Regions from separate parts of the Homo sapiens genome. Here region 1 is linked to region 2. Evidence: read pairs that join two places in POLR2A ChIA-PET (ENCODE). Cell type or tissue: endothelial cell of umbilical vein. All regions are shown on one strand. Links, peaks and the distances in the headings refer to the core of each region. The heading gives the core; the rest is flanking DNA.

Region 1 (6,051 bases), core at 1,052-6,051, 100 kb before region 2:
TCATTCCTGGAGGACGGATTCCGCTAGACACCCTCCAGCATCGCTGACTTTATAAAGCGGAAAAACGGAAAACGTGACTTTGTAATAGACAAACATTGTTTTTTAATGGGGTTCCATGGGGGGGCGTTCAGCCTTTCTGTTTGCTGTGTGCTGTCCAGATGCCTCTTGGGCGTCCTGTTGTTCTCTTCCCGTGTTGTACGAAGGGTACCGTGGCCACGTGTACATGCCAGAGCTGTTGATGAGAGTTACCAGTATTATGAATGTCTGTGCATCCAGGAAAAGTGTTCTGTTGGAGAGTCCCAAAATAGCTGTAAATGCTCTCTTCTAGCTCTGCCATTAAATTATTGGGACATTTTGTTTCTTTCTCTCCCCTCCTCCAAGCCCACCACTTTCTGAAGCTGTGTTACTGATGTGATGACTGTCCAGGATTTTGTATCATCCCCTGCCTTATGCCCTCCGGTCTCCTCTCCTGTGGGACTCTCTCCTTCTTAGGCACAGCTGCACTTAGAATTGTAATCCAGTGGCTCTCACTGGTTTCACTGAGGCAGCTTAGAGGGAATGCCTTAGTAAACTGAACTGGAGCAGAATCTAGTTTGATTAGGAGCTAGATTATAATCTAGGTTCCAAGTACAGAATTTGGAGCTAAGGACTGTGACTGAAATCATTTTCCCATATGAGCAGACCCTGTGTGTCAGGCCTGTTTCCCATATGAGCAGAGCCTGTGTGCAAGTCTGTTTCTGGCATGTCCCTCATTGAGGAAGGGAAGCAAAAGCTGGTTATTGCCAGGCCTATTAACACTTAATATGCAAATTCTATCATCCTGAAACTGGGGCATCTGAGGAAAAGGTGACCTTGCTGGATGGCTTTATTTGCATGGCTCTGCCTGTCTGCAGTGGTTGAGTCCTCATCACCTGGTATGTGTATGAGCAAATGTGTGCTGATTGTGATGCCCAGGCAGAAACCTCTTGAAGACTGCTGCAGGCATGCTTTAAAAATGACCAGTCACTCATCAGAGAAGCTGGGTGATCTGACTCCAGAAGGACTGAAGTCAGAGAAGTCACAAGAGCACCTAGGATTCAAATAAATAGCGTCAGAGTCCTATAGCAACCTCCAAGTAGCACCGTCTTACTTGGCTCTTGTGAGCAAAGACTGCAGTACCTTAAATTAAGGCCTCTCTTTAAAACATATGTGGAAGACTAGGGGATCCTTGGCCACCTGGTCTCAGAGAAATCATATGAGAGTAACAGGCATTTCCTTATTGTATTTGTACTACACTCTTCCTACTTTTCCATTCCTGAACACCCTCTAATTACCACTGTTTTGGGGATGCTTTTTTTCTGAAAGAACGGGGAGTACAGGGGCCAAAAGGGAGGTGCTTCTATTACAGGGCAAGTTAGATCAGATAAGAAGATCTAGCAGTGATTTAAACTCCAGGAATATGAAGAGTGCATTCTGGTGTCCAGACAGTTGTGAAGGGCTCGGCAAATATAAGAGCACCATTGGCTACATGGAGAGCAAAGGCTGTCTTTGAAGACCCCAGGGAGGTCTTCACTTTTGCCTAAATTCAGATTTGCCGTGAAAATTCCAAAGAGAGCAGATATTTGGATTTGCCCTCCTTTGGGCATCTACCTGACTGTTGTGTGTGTGGGAAAGTCAGTGTGTATGTGTAGAGTGTGCTTAGGAGTGAGTGAGTGGTCAGGCCTCCTGGCTAGGTGTGTTGTCCATAGTTTTGTTGTTGTTGTTGTTGTTGTTCAGAGTTTTGAATCTTACGTTTTCTAGAGCTGCTCATGTTTTCCCTTCCTTTTTGTCGTTGTAGTATTTGACAGTTGTCTTTTCCATCAAAAACATACTGGCCCTAGGCTGGTTAGAGCAAGGGGTTATGCCTGTTAGGCAGCATCTTACGCCCAGTGTTCTCCCAGATATTCTGCCTAACAGGTTTAAGTAGGAGATTAAATAGTCAGTTTATCTAAACCCTCTATTTTTCCAAACTAGCTTGAGAGGTCTTTTCATCTATTTTTACTCCATGGGCCTCTGATATGCTGAGATGTGGCACGGTTATGATTATGGTATCACCGTTACAGAGGCAAAGGGATAAAGGTCTACCAGGGCCAACGTAACCAGAATGTGAGGAGAGTGAAGAGTCGGTCTCCGCTTTGCACAGTACCAGAATGTGAGGTTGCCACTGGAGAGTGGAGAGTCGGTCTCCACTTTGCACAGTTGGAGCTGTTCTCCTCTAACTCCTTTGCTGGGTTTTCTGTTTGAAATTGGCCCCTACTCCTCTCCAGCCCTTTACTGGGTTTTCTGTTTGAAATTGGCCCCTACTCCTCTCCAGTGTCTGCTTTTTGAATCCTTCTGTTCGTGTGTGTGTGTGTGTGTGTGTGTGTTCCCTATGATACTGGCAGTGGCAATAATTTTCCACCCAGAGAGAAGCTTGTGGTCCACAATGCTCGAAGAATGAATTTCCAAGTATTTGCCAGTGGAAACGGAGCAGAGGCTATGACAAGAGTGATTTAGTGTTGCACTTTCAGAGCAATTATCTACTGCAGTAATAAATTGAAAATATCAGCAAGAACCAGGTCGTGGACTTGTCAATACAAGGGAACCGGGGGTACTGTTACTCATTCTACCCTACAGTGTATAAGTCCCAATCTTAACTGCATTCCAAAACAAAATATGTGGAATAGTCCAGGCAATGTCAATCTCAATGACACAAATTTATTGTGAAAATATTCTCTAATTGATATTAATCATTGCCACAACTCAGTTTACATTTTTATTATCAAAATATAGTTGGTAACGCTCCTTAACTTGGGATAAGGAATATTGGAATAGAAGAAAGTTTAAAGAATTTGATTTTACTGTAAGAAATCACTCAGCCTAAGCTTGGAATGTTTTAGTTATATTAAGTATCTTAGCCTAAAGAGGGACACATGGGGCATGCCGACGGTTGGTGCCCACATGAAACACTGAGGGAGAAAGAGGCTTTGCTGAGCCTCAGTTATTGTTGACAAAGGATTTAAAACAATACAGTCTTGAGACTTAGTTTCTGTAGATAGAAATCTCCTCTCTCTGTCTATCAGTCATGGTCCAAATAGGAGACAGAAACCATTCCAGTTATTTCAACAATATGATAAAAAGAATTACTGACACAGTAACCAAAAAAGCAAAAAACCCACACAAGAATTAAGGAAGTAGCAACTTCCAGAAGTGCTCTAAGGATGGGTGTTGCTCACCTGGTCCTGGGTCTTTGAGCCCATCATGAAGCTGGTTCTGAGCAGGTCAGAAATGGCAGCTGGGATCACATGCAGCTGTGAGAGCAAACTGCTGCAGCAGTGCTGACAGGAACGGGAAGGAGCACGCCCCTTCTTCCTGCAGCATGGAAGCTTCCCTCTACTGGAAAAATCCAACAGGATGCCAGCTGCGAAGCAGAGATGTTTGCAGAGTTCTGTCGCTGGTATCACAAAAGCAGAGCTAAAAAGAGCGGGTGTGGAACTGAGAGACGAGCTTCCTAACTGGCACAGCCCCTGTTAGCCACTCAGCATCTGCACACAGCCTTCTACACCTTTGAACTTCTGTCCCACCACAAAAGCAATTCTTTGTGCCCAAGGAGATGTAATTAATTGGAAGCTGTTACCCTCTCTCAAAAATGAGGACATGTAAAGCTCACCAGTCACTGTCAATCTCTGAGCTGTGTTGACTCTTCTAATTCAGTTTCAATCCCATCTGAATAGAATACAGAACAAGAGAATGGTACCTAAACACTAAAGGGTAAAGTTTACTTCCAGCAAAAATTGCATGAAATAATGAGAGAAGAAAATTGTGCACATAACAAGCAAGAATATGTACATCAGCCGGGCACGGTGGCTCTCGCCTGTAATCCCAGCACTTTGGGAGGCCGAGGTGGGTGGATCATGAGGTTAGGAGTTCGAGACCAGCCTGGCCAATATGGTGAAACCCCCATCTGTACTAAAAATACAAAAATTAGGTGGGCGTGGTGGCGCGCGCCAGTAGTCCCAGCTGCTCAGGAGGCTGAGGCAGGAGAATCGTCTGAACCCAGGAGGAGGAGGTTGCAGTGAGCTGAGATAGCGCCACTGTACTCCAGCCTGGGCGACAGAGTGAGACTTCGTCTCAAAAAAAAAAAAAAAAAGATTATGTATCATCTGTAATGATCATGAGGCTGTAGTTATGTATCACTTTCTTTTCCACTGCCTATTCTGTATTTCCTTTGCCCTCACCCAGGATCTCCGCTGGTCAGGATTCTTTTTTTGGTATGGTTGATCCAAACCTTTATTCCTAGGGTGTCTGAATTAGTTGTCCTTCCTTTGTTACAGTCTTTCGTTTTTGCTATTTGTAAGAGGGACCTCAGAAAAGTATGGATTCTAGACAGTTCTCCCTGCCCCTAGTATGCAGCAGCATTTGTTTCCCCTTGGTAATACACCCGAGTCAGTAAACCCCTTATTTGCTTGTTGGTTCAGTGCCCAGAAGGGCCCAAAACAGCAGGTGAGCCTCAATGTACAATTCAGTGAGCTGTTGTCTTGTGTTCCCCGGAAGCATTCCTCCTGTAAAAACCAAGCCCTCCAAACCAGTAGAACTCCAGTTGAGGGGACAGGTGAGAGGAACCACTCCTACTTCTATCCCTTGATTCCTGGACCCGTGAATCCTGGTTATAGGAGAGACAACACATGCAAAGCAGAACCTTGGGGGCAGCACCCAAAAGTTGTCTCCCAAGTGGTGCTGTAACGGAGTCTTCACGAGGCCGTTTCACTCTAATGTTTGTCCAGCTGCTTCCTCCTGCTGAGATACGTGGTATGACTGTGATTACCTGGTCACAAGCCCATTGCCTCACTTTCTTTGCTGTGAAATTTGTTTCTTGATTAAAAGCAATATTGAATACATGCTGGTGAATAAGGCATTCCATTAGTCCACGGGTGATCATGCTGGGAGAAGCAGGAAACGCAAATTCACATATAGAATATGCATTATTTACCTGGTTTGCCAAACGGCAATGGAACTAATCCAGCACCATCCAATGGAACCTCCAGTTCCTCCAATGGAGCTAATCCAGCACCACTCTCACTTTTTTGGAGCTGTGTCCCCCGGCTACCTGGATGGTCACATTCTTTGGTATTTCTCATCCCATGTGATTGCCCGTGGGCCCCAGGTCTGCTTTCCCTTGATTGCAGTCTTGTCTGATGTCAGTTGAAAGCCTCAGCCAAATCCTGTCCTCCAGGCCTATTTCCATGAGACCTCTAACAGCTTCCCGTCAAGATCGTTTTGACTCAAATAACTTAGAAAAAAAAAAAAGTCTCCATTCCAACAATTTGTAGAAGTACAGCGCACTGATGGGTCACCTGCAAGAGAGCAGGGTCCACAGGAGGCCCCTGCAGCCCTCAGAATGTCCAGCACACTGTTACCTCCCATCCAGTGGGCTGGCCAGTGTGGCAGGTCGGGTGAGTGGGAGATGAATAGGAAGCTATAGGCTGTTCCCTTGAGGAGCTCGCAGTCCAAAGGGGAGAAGAAGGAATGCAGCAAATAGAGGCAAGAAGGCCTCCAAGAGGATTGGTGGCTCAGGTGTAGTCCATGTGGGCCAAGTCCAGTGGGCAGGTGACCTTTGCTCACCTGGACTCCAGAAGTACAGACATGAGGCCAGTGGGCTTCATGCTGGAGATGTTGCCTATGGGTGAGAGTAGTATCGTATGTAGTAAAGTGTACCATTTATTGAAAACTGCTAGACACTAAAATTACATGCATATTTCATTTAAATCTCACAAGAGCCCTGTGGGTTCCCCATTTCACAAATGAAGAAACAGGCAGAGGTTAACACAGAAAGTCACTCACCATGTAAGGGCAGAGATGGGACTTGACTTAGAATTCCAGAGCTCTTAAGCCTGCCACACTGATAGATTATAGCTCACCTAGTCTGCAAGTCATTATTTTGATTGTTGGGAAAGAGGGCTTCGGAACAGATGAGGGCCGGTAGCTCCAAAATGACTCTTGCTGCTGCAGTGTGATCCTAGTAGATCAGAGGCCCCACCCCACTGGCCAAGGAGG
Region 2 (7,756 bases), core at 1,137-6,136:
AAATAAATAAGGCTGGGCGCAGTGACTCATGCCTGTAATCCCAGCACCTTGGGAGGCTAATGCAGGTGGATCACTTGAGGTCAGGAGTTTGAGACTAGCCTGGCCAACATGGCAAAACCTCATCTCTGCTAAAAATACAAAAAAATTAACCGAGCGTGGTGGCGTGTGCCTGTAGTCCCAGCGACTCGAGAGGCTGAGGCAGGAGAATCCCTTGAACCCAAGAGGCGGAGGTTGCAGTGAGCCGAGATCACACCACTGCATTCCAGCCTGGGTGACACTGTCTCAAAAAATAAAAATGAACAATAAATAAATAAAACTTTTGATTGCAAGCAATAGAAACAACTTCTGATTGCAAGCAATAGAAAATCCAACACGAAAGGACTTCAGACAAAACAGGACACGTGGGGCCATGTCACTACAAAGGCCAGGTAGAGGATGTCGTTCCTCCCTCTTGGCCACAGAGTCCCCGGGAGGCCGCTCCCTTGTGCCTCCCACCCTCCATCTCCAGCGCCATGGTCACAGCTCAGACCTTCATAGGTTCCTTCCTGGGTCTCTACCGTGAGCTCCTCATTGGTTTCTCTGCCCTCATTATACCTGATTGTCCGCTTTGCAGCTGGAGTAATTCTTAGAAAATGCAAACCAGTTCTTAACATCTCTCCTTCAATTTTTGATTCCCCACTTGCAGGAGCTGGCCCCAACTCATCCCTCCAACTCCATCTTTTGTCCCTCCTCCCTGCCCTGTCTCCTTCCAAACTCTACACTCCTGGTATATGCGATGCCTAACTGTTCCTAGAAAATTCCACACCTCCAGGCTTTTGCATATGTGGTTTCCTCTGCCTGGCACTCCCTCCCTCCCTTCCACAGGTGGATTACTTCTCACTGTTGAAGACTCAGCTCAGAGATTATCTTCAGGAAGCTTCCTTGATGCTTCCAGGCCAGGTAAGGTGTCCCTTCTCAGGGCTCCCATTTCCCTGAGTTTCTCTCTACTGTAATCCTGACAGCTTGAGGCAGTAGCCATCTCCTTACTTCTCAGCCCCGCTGTTTGGACTGTGTACTCTTTGCAGGGCAGGAAGTTTGCCTTGCCTATTGCTATAGGCCCAGCATGCTGCGTGGCATGTAGCAGGCAACCTTGCATGTTGGTTTCACAAGGACATGCCAGGTTTGTTAAAGCAGACAGATGGGCAAGGCAGGATCATTACCACTGATGTCAGAGACTTCTGAGTACTCCACCATGAGAGCCTGAGGGGCCAGCTCTGAAAGTGGAGACTGGCTGGGTGTGATGGCTCACCCCTGTAATCCCAGCACTTTGGGGGACCGAGGCGGGTGGATCACCTGAGGTCGGGAGTTCGAGACCAGCCTGACCAACATGGAGAAACCTCGTCTCTACTAAAAATACAAAATTAGCTGGACATGGTGGTGCATGCCTGTAATCCCAGCTATTTGGGAGGCTGAGGCAGGAGAATTGCTTGAAACCGGGAGGTGGAGATTGCAGTGAGCCGAGATTGTGCCACTTGCACTCCAGCTTGGGCAATAAGAGCGAAATTCCACCTCAAAAAAAAAAAAAAAAAAAAAAAGAAAAGAAAAGAAAAGAAAAGAAAAGACAGGAAAGTGGAGACAGCAGAGCTTGTGAGAATATCTTTCTCACTGGAAGAGAGAGAGGTCACTCCCCAGGGCCCTCCTTTGACTGAGCAATAGGAAAAACAACACACCAATTAGTCTTGCCTAGGCCCTGGAGGCTGTGTGATCTAACGAAATTTGGACTCGAACACTAGGCAAGTAACTGAACCTCACTGAGCCTCCATTTTCTCACCTGTAAAATGGGCATGATGGTGACCTACCTGGCAGATTCCACGCCTGCCATATATTTAGTGCTCAGGACACACGGGTTCCTCTCTCTCCCCTCCCTCCCTCCACTACTGTAACTCTGTCTCCTCCTGCGCCCTGAGTCTCTACAGTTAGGTCCAAGAGTCTCAGGCCAGGGTAGCCCAGAAGTGCTCAGTCCTGGCTGCTGTCTTGGCCACAAGTGCAGATGCCCACGGACCCATGTTCTCTGTTATTTTGAGACCCCTTTTCTGACCAGCCCAGGGGAATTTCTGCCCATCTGCTGGCTCACTTGCATGCTCCTGGCGGCTGCCAGTTACTGAATGTGGTCTGACAGCTGTGGTTTTGTCGCTGCTCAGATTTCTCCTTGCTGACTCTGCCTGTCCACGAGGCCAGATGCTGGCACATCACTGCCCACTTGGACTGACAGTACTATACAAGAATGATGCCTTCTGGGTCCTGTAATCCCAACACTTTGGGAGGCCAAGGCAGGAGGACTGCTTGAGCCCACGACTTCAAGACCAGCCTGGCCAACACGGCAAAGCCTCATTTCTACAAACAAATACAAAAAAATTTAGTCAGGCATGGTGATGGGCACCTGTAGTCCCAGCTACAAGGAAGGCCGAGGCAGGAGGGTTACTTGAGCCTGGGAAGTCAAGACTGCAGTGAGCTGAGATCACACCACCGCACTCCAGCCTGGGCGACAAAGCAAAATTCTACAACTTAGCGAGGCATTAAGGATGAGACCTCAGCAGGGGTCAATTTTTTGTTTTCCTCCACTCCTTCCCAAAACCAGTGGCTTTTGGCATTCTGCCATGGGGTGTTGAGCATGTATATTGCTGTTGCCATCTTGTTATTAGTAGTATTTTTTCTTTTTCTTTTCTTTTTTTTTTTTTTTTTTTGAGACAGGGTGTTGCTCTGTCGCCCAGGTTGGAGTGCAGTGGCACAATCTCAGCTCACTGCAACCTTCGTCTCCCAGGCTCAAGCGATTCTCATGCTTCAGCCTCCTGAATAGCTGGAATTACAGGCACATGCCACCATGTCCAGCTACTTTTTGTATTTTTGGTAGAAGTGGGGTTTTATCATGTTGGCCAGCCTGGTCTCGAACTCCTGAGCTCAAGCTATCTGCCCACCTTGGCCTCCCAAAGTGCTGGGATTACAGGTGTGAGCCACTGCACCTGGCCTCTATTTTTCTTTATAGAGGTAATCAAGTTAAAGCTGTTGCCTTGTTGGTTTTTTACTTATTTTTATTTTTGTAGAGACAGAATCTTGCTCTGTCACTCAGGCTGGAGTACAGTGACGTGATTATAACTCACTGCAGCCTCAAATTCCTGGACTCAAGCGATCCTCCCACTTCAGCCTCCCGACTAGCTGGAACTATAGGCACAGGCCACCATGCTTGGCTAGCTGTTGCCTTTTTGAAGGGCAATTTGGTAGACTGTTAAAATTAAAAATTGTATTTGTATTAGTTATTTATGTTTATGTTAACAAATCACACCAGGACTTAGTGGCTTAAAACGATGATTAATATTTATTATCTCACACAGTTTGGGGCCAGGAATTTAGAAGCAAATTGGCTGGGTAGTTGGTTTGGGCTCAGGGTCTCTCATGAGGCTGCAGTCAAAATGTCAGCTGGGGCTACAGTCATCTGAAGGCTTGACTGAGCCTGGGAGACCTGCTTCCAACATGACTTACTCCTGTGATTGATGCTGGCTATTGGCAGGAGGCCTCAGTTGCCTGCCGTGTGAACCTCTCCATGAGGCTGCTTGAGTGTCCTCACAACATGGCAGCTGGCTTCCCCCAGAGCAAGTGATACGAGAGAGTAAAGGGCAAGCCTTTTAAGACCTAGCTTCCTGAATCACACTCTGCTATCTACTAGTCACATAGGTCAGCCCTATTGGCAAAAGTCATTAGGAGCCATCTTGGATGCTGGCTACTTTGGAATCAGAGTTCTTAATTGCAAGTAATAGAATCTAAGCCAGACTGATTTAAGCAGAAAAGGAATTGATTGAAAAGACATGGAGGAGTCCCCAGAAGCACCAGCAGGGCTGGGGGGTGCAGGCTAAGGAAGCAGGCAGGAGGCCAGGAGGCTGGGACAGCAGCCAAAAGCACACCATGGGAACCAGCTGCTGTCCTGGCTGACAAGCATGCCGTGGTGTCCTGCTTCTTCAGGTCATTTACTCCATATCAGAGTCTGAGGCTGAGCCTAGTCACATGCCCACTTGTCAGGGGTGGGACAGGGGAGTATCTGGGCTTTTTGTGTTCTGTAAGGGGAGGCAAGCTCTGCCAGCCACCAAGATTCTCATTTTCTACAAACATGGGAAAGAATTTCAGTATTTCAACTGAAAGTAATTCACTATTTCAGTTCAGCAGAACTGTCATAAAGAATGGCAGGTGTCCACTGCGGAGATACTCATGAGCTTTGGCCCAGAAATTTATCCTATAAGTAAGAAAAAAAATGAACAAGGATGCATTTAAGGGAATAGTCATTACAGTGTTGTTTGTAATAGCAAAAATACTGGAAACAATCAGCATATCCATCAGCAGGGGATCGGTTCAGTATATTAGGTACATCCACGTAAGCGTGCACTGCTAGGCAGCCACTAAAAAAACATGGATGCCACCAAGACATCTTGTTTCTTGGAAACAGGCCAGGAGCAGAACAGCACACATAGTAATGCTCAGGTGTTTTGTTTTGTTTTGTTTTTTAGTTGGGAGGAATAAAGCCATGTGTATTTGTCCGTTCTCACATTGCTATAAAGAACTACCTGAGGTTGGGTAAGTTATAAACAAAAGAGGTTTAATTGGCTCATGGTTCCACAGGCTATATAGGAATTATGGCTGGGGCAGGCCTCAGGAAACTTACAATCATGGAAGAAGGTGAAGGGGACGCCAGCACAAAGCAGGAAGTGCTACAGACTTTCAAACAACCAGGTCTCCTGAGGACTCTATCATGAGAATAGCAAGGTGGAAGTCCGTCTCCATGATTCAATCACCTCCCACCAGGCCCCTCCTCCAATATTAGGAACTACAATTCAACATAAGATTTGGGTGGGGACACAGAGCCAAACCATATCACTATGTCTCTACCCAAGTAGACTGTAAGCTTTATGAGGTGGGTGATCAGGTGGATTTGGGGGCAACCATTGAATCTCCAACACTTAGTGGTACTGAGAATGAAGGAAAATGCCATACTTGTTTTTTTGATTGTTTGTTTGTTTTTGAGACAGAGTTTTGCTCTTGTTGCCCAGGCTGGAGTGCAGTGGCATGATCTTGGCTCACCACAACCCCCGCCTCCTGGGTTCAAGCGATTATCCTGCCTCAGCCTCCCGAGTAGCTGGGATTACAGGCATGCACCACCATGCCCAGCTAGGTATTTTTTTTGTTGTATTTTTAGTAGAGACAGAGTTTCTCCATGTTGGTCAGGCTGGTCTTGAACTCCCAACCTCAGGTGATCCACCCGCCTCAGCAGGCATGAGCCACTGCGCAGAGCCCTTTTTTTTTTTTTTTCACTCTGTTGCCCTGGCTGGAGTGCAGTGGCACGATCTCGGCTTACCGCAACCTCTGCCTCCCAGGTTCAAGTGATTCTCCTGCCTCAGCCTCCCGAATAGCTGGGATTACAGGTGCCTGCCACCACGCTCAACTAATTTTTGTGATTTTAGTAGAGACGGGGTTTCATCATATTGGTCAGGCTGGTCTCGAACTCCTGACCTCAGGTGAGCCACCCGCCTTGGCCTCCCAAAGTGCTGGGATTAAAAGTGTGAGCCACCGCGCCTGGCTGGAAAATGCCGTACTTGTTAATGCATGCAACATTTTTGGGGAGACCACACAAGAAATTGATGGAAGGAGAACCTGAGGGTGCTAGATAGGTCTTGCGGCAGGGAGGATTTAAATTTTTTCCTTTATACGTTTTTGAACTCTAAAAACTATAAAACCATAAACATGTATTGCTTCAGTACTACAATGACTACTACTACCACCACCACCACCACCACCACAATTGTTAATAACTATTAATAAAAAAGAGAGGGGGCTGGGTGTGGTGGCTCACGCCTGTAACCCCAGCACTTTGGGAGGCCAAGGTGGGTGAATCACCTGAGGTCAAGAGTTTGAGACCAGCCTGGCCAACATGGTGAAACCCTGTCTCTACTAAAAATACAAAAATTATCCAGGCATGGTGGCACACGCCTGTAATCCCAGCTACTAGGGAAGCTGAGGCAGGAGAATTGCTTGAACCCTGGAGGTGGAGGTTGCAGTGAGCCAAGATCATGCCACTGCACTCCAGCCTGGGCAACAGAGTGAGACTCCATCTCAAAAATAAATAAATAAATAAATAATAAATTAAAAAGAGAGGGGAATGTCTGGCCACAAAGAAAACAAGAAGAGCAGTTGAACATTCATGTGGGAACCCTCTGGGACAGCAGAACTATGAAACCCTAAAGATGGAAAATACTCAGATAAAAATTAATAACATTTTGGGATGCATCATGGGACATCAGGTGAAATGATACATTTATTGTATTCCAAGGTTTTTTAAAAAAATGATTTAATGTCTCATACATTCAGAAGTTGGAAATGAGAAAAGAATTAAAAATATGCAATTACTTTTATAATAAAAACGTTTTTCAAACATAGAAAATGGATTTCTTTTCATAGTTATTGTCTGCATAGCCTTTCTTGTTTGTTCAGTTCTCTGGTACAATTATCTTTTTTTTTTTTTCCACCCAGGCTGGAGTACAGTGGCATAATCATAGCTCACGACATCATCAAACTCCTGGACTCAAAAGATCCTTCCACCTCAGACTCCCAAGTAGCTGAAACTACAGGTGTGTTCCACCACACCCGGCTAATTTAAAAACATTCTCTTTATTTATTTAGAGACAGTCTTGCTCTGTTGCCCAGGCTGGAGTGCAGTGGCACGATCTCGGCTCACTGCAACCTTCGCCTCCCACGTTCAAGCGATTCTTACGCCTCAGCCCCCAAGTAGCTGGGATTACAGGCTCGCACCACCACGCCTGGCTAATTTTTGTATTTTTAGGAGAGACGGGGTTTCCCCATGTTGGCCAGGCTGGTCTCAAACTCCTGGCCTCACTAAGTGCTGGGATTACAGGCGTAAGCCACTGTGCCTGGCCTAAAAACATTTTTTTTTTTTAGAGATGAGGTCTTACTATGTTGCCCACACTGGTCGGGAACTCCTGGCCTCAAGCAATCCTCCTGCCTCAGCCTCTCAAGTAGCTGGCATTAGAGGTGCGAGCCATCTGCACCAAGCATGGGGAACACAGTTCAATCCATAACAATGATGTTCCAGCTACTGTTGCTATTAACAAATTACCCCAAAACATAGTGGCTTAAAACACCCATTTTATGATGCTGATGGATTTGGTGGATCAGGAATTCAGAGAAGGCACAGTAAGGATGCTTGTCCCTGCTTCATGATGTCTTAGGCTTTGATGTCTGAGGGTGACTAGACAGCTCAGGGCTGGGATCACCTGGTGAGATTTTTCACTCAGACGTCTGGTTGTTGATGCTGTCAGCTGGGACCTCAGTTGGGGTTAGTGATGGGACAACAATGTGGGCCTCTCCATGTGGTTTACGCTTCAGGCAGCTTCAGGGACTGCCAAACTGTTTTTGCTTCAAACAAGACTGTTTCAGGAAGCAAGGTGAAAGGCATATCACCTCATGATCTAGCACTGAAGTCATGTCATTTTACTTCTACCACTTTCTATTGGTGATAGGGTCCAAGGGACTGGGAATTAGACTCTACCTCTAGAAAGGATAGTGAAGGTGCTAGAAAAGTAAGTCAAATGGAAGATATTGTTGCAGCCATCTTTAGAAAAATACAATCTGTCACAGGTGATGACCCCTGGCAATTTTTTTTTTGAGACAGGATCTTGCTGTGCTGCCCAGGGTGGAGTGCAGTGGTGTGATCCCAGCT

What was found. ChIA-PET counts read pairs that join two places held together with the same protein. Peaks named below come from ENCODE experiments on the same cell type or tissue, not always from the same donor. Only the 100,000 strongest peaks of a DNase experiment are listed, where the experiment ranks them.
Region 1: POLR2A ChIA-PET joins it to region 2 with 8 read pairs; 4 of 35 experiments call an interaction of 5 or more read pairs at or near these places.

Annotation. Positions count from the first base shown.
Region 1 is chr2:232,581,073-232,587,123 of GRCh38, forward strand. It overlaps LOC105373929 (a long non-coding RNA gene), which reads right to left. Exons shown (of 5, transcript NR_187951.1): 4 at 3,234-3,471; 5 at 83-1,069. It also overlaps a transcript of EIF4E2 not described here. Among named protein-coding and RNA genes, the nearest start is that of EIF4E2, 33 kb to the left of the region's middle. In endothelial cell of umbilical vein, for the core only: no CTCF peak of the experiment used is centred there; no DNase peak of the experiment used is centred there.
Region 2 is chr2:232,685,783-232,693,538 of GRCh38, forward strand. No RefSeq gene overlaps it. Among named protein-coding and RNA genes, the nearest start is that of GIGYF2, 7.7 kb to the right of the region's middle. In endothelial cell of umbilical vein, for the core only: no CTCF peak of the experiment used is centred there; a DNase peak (open chromatin) is centred at 3,899.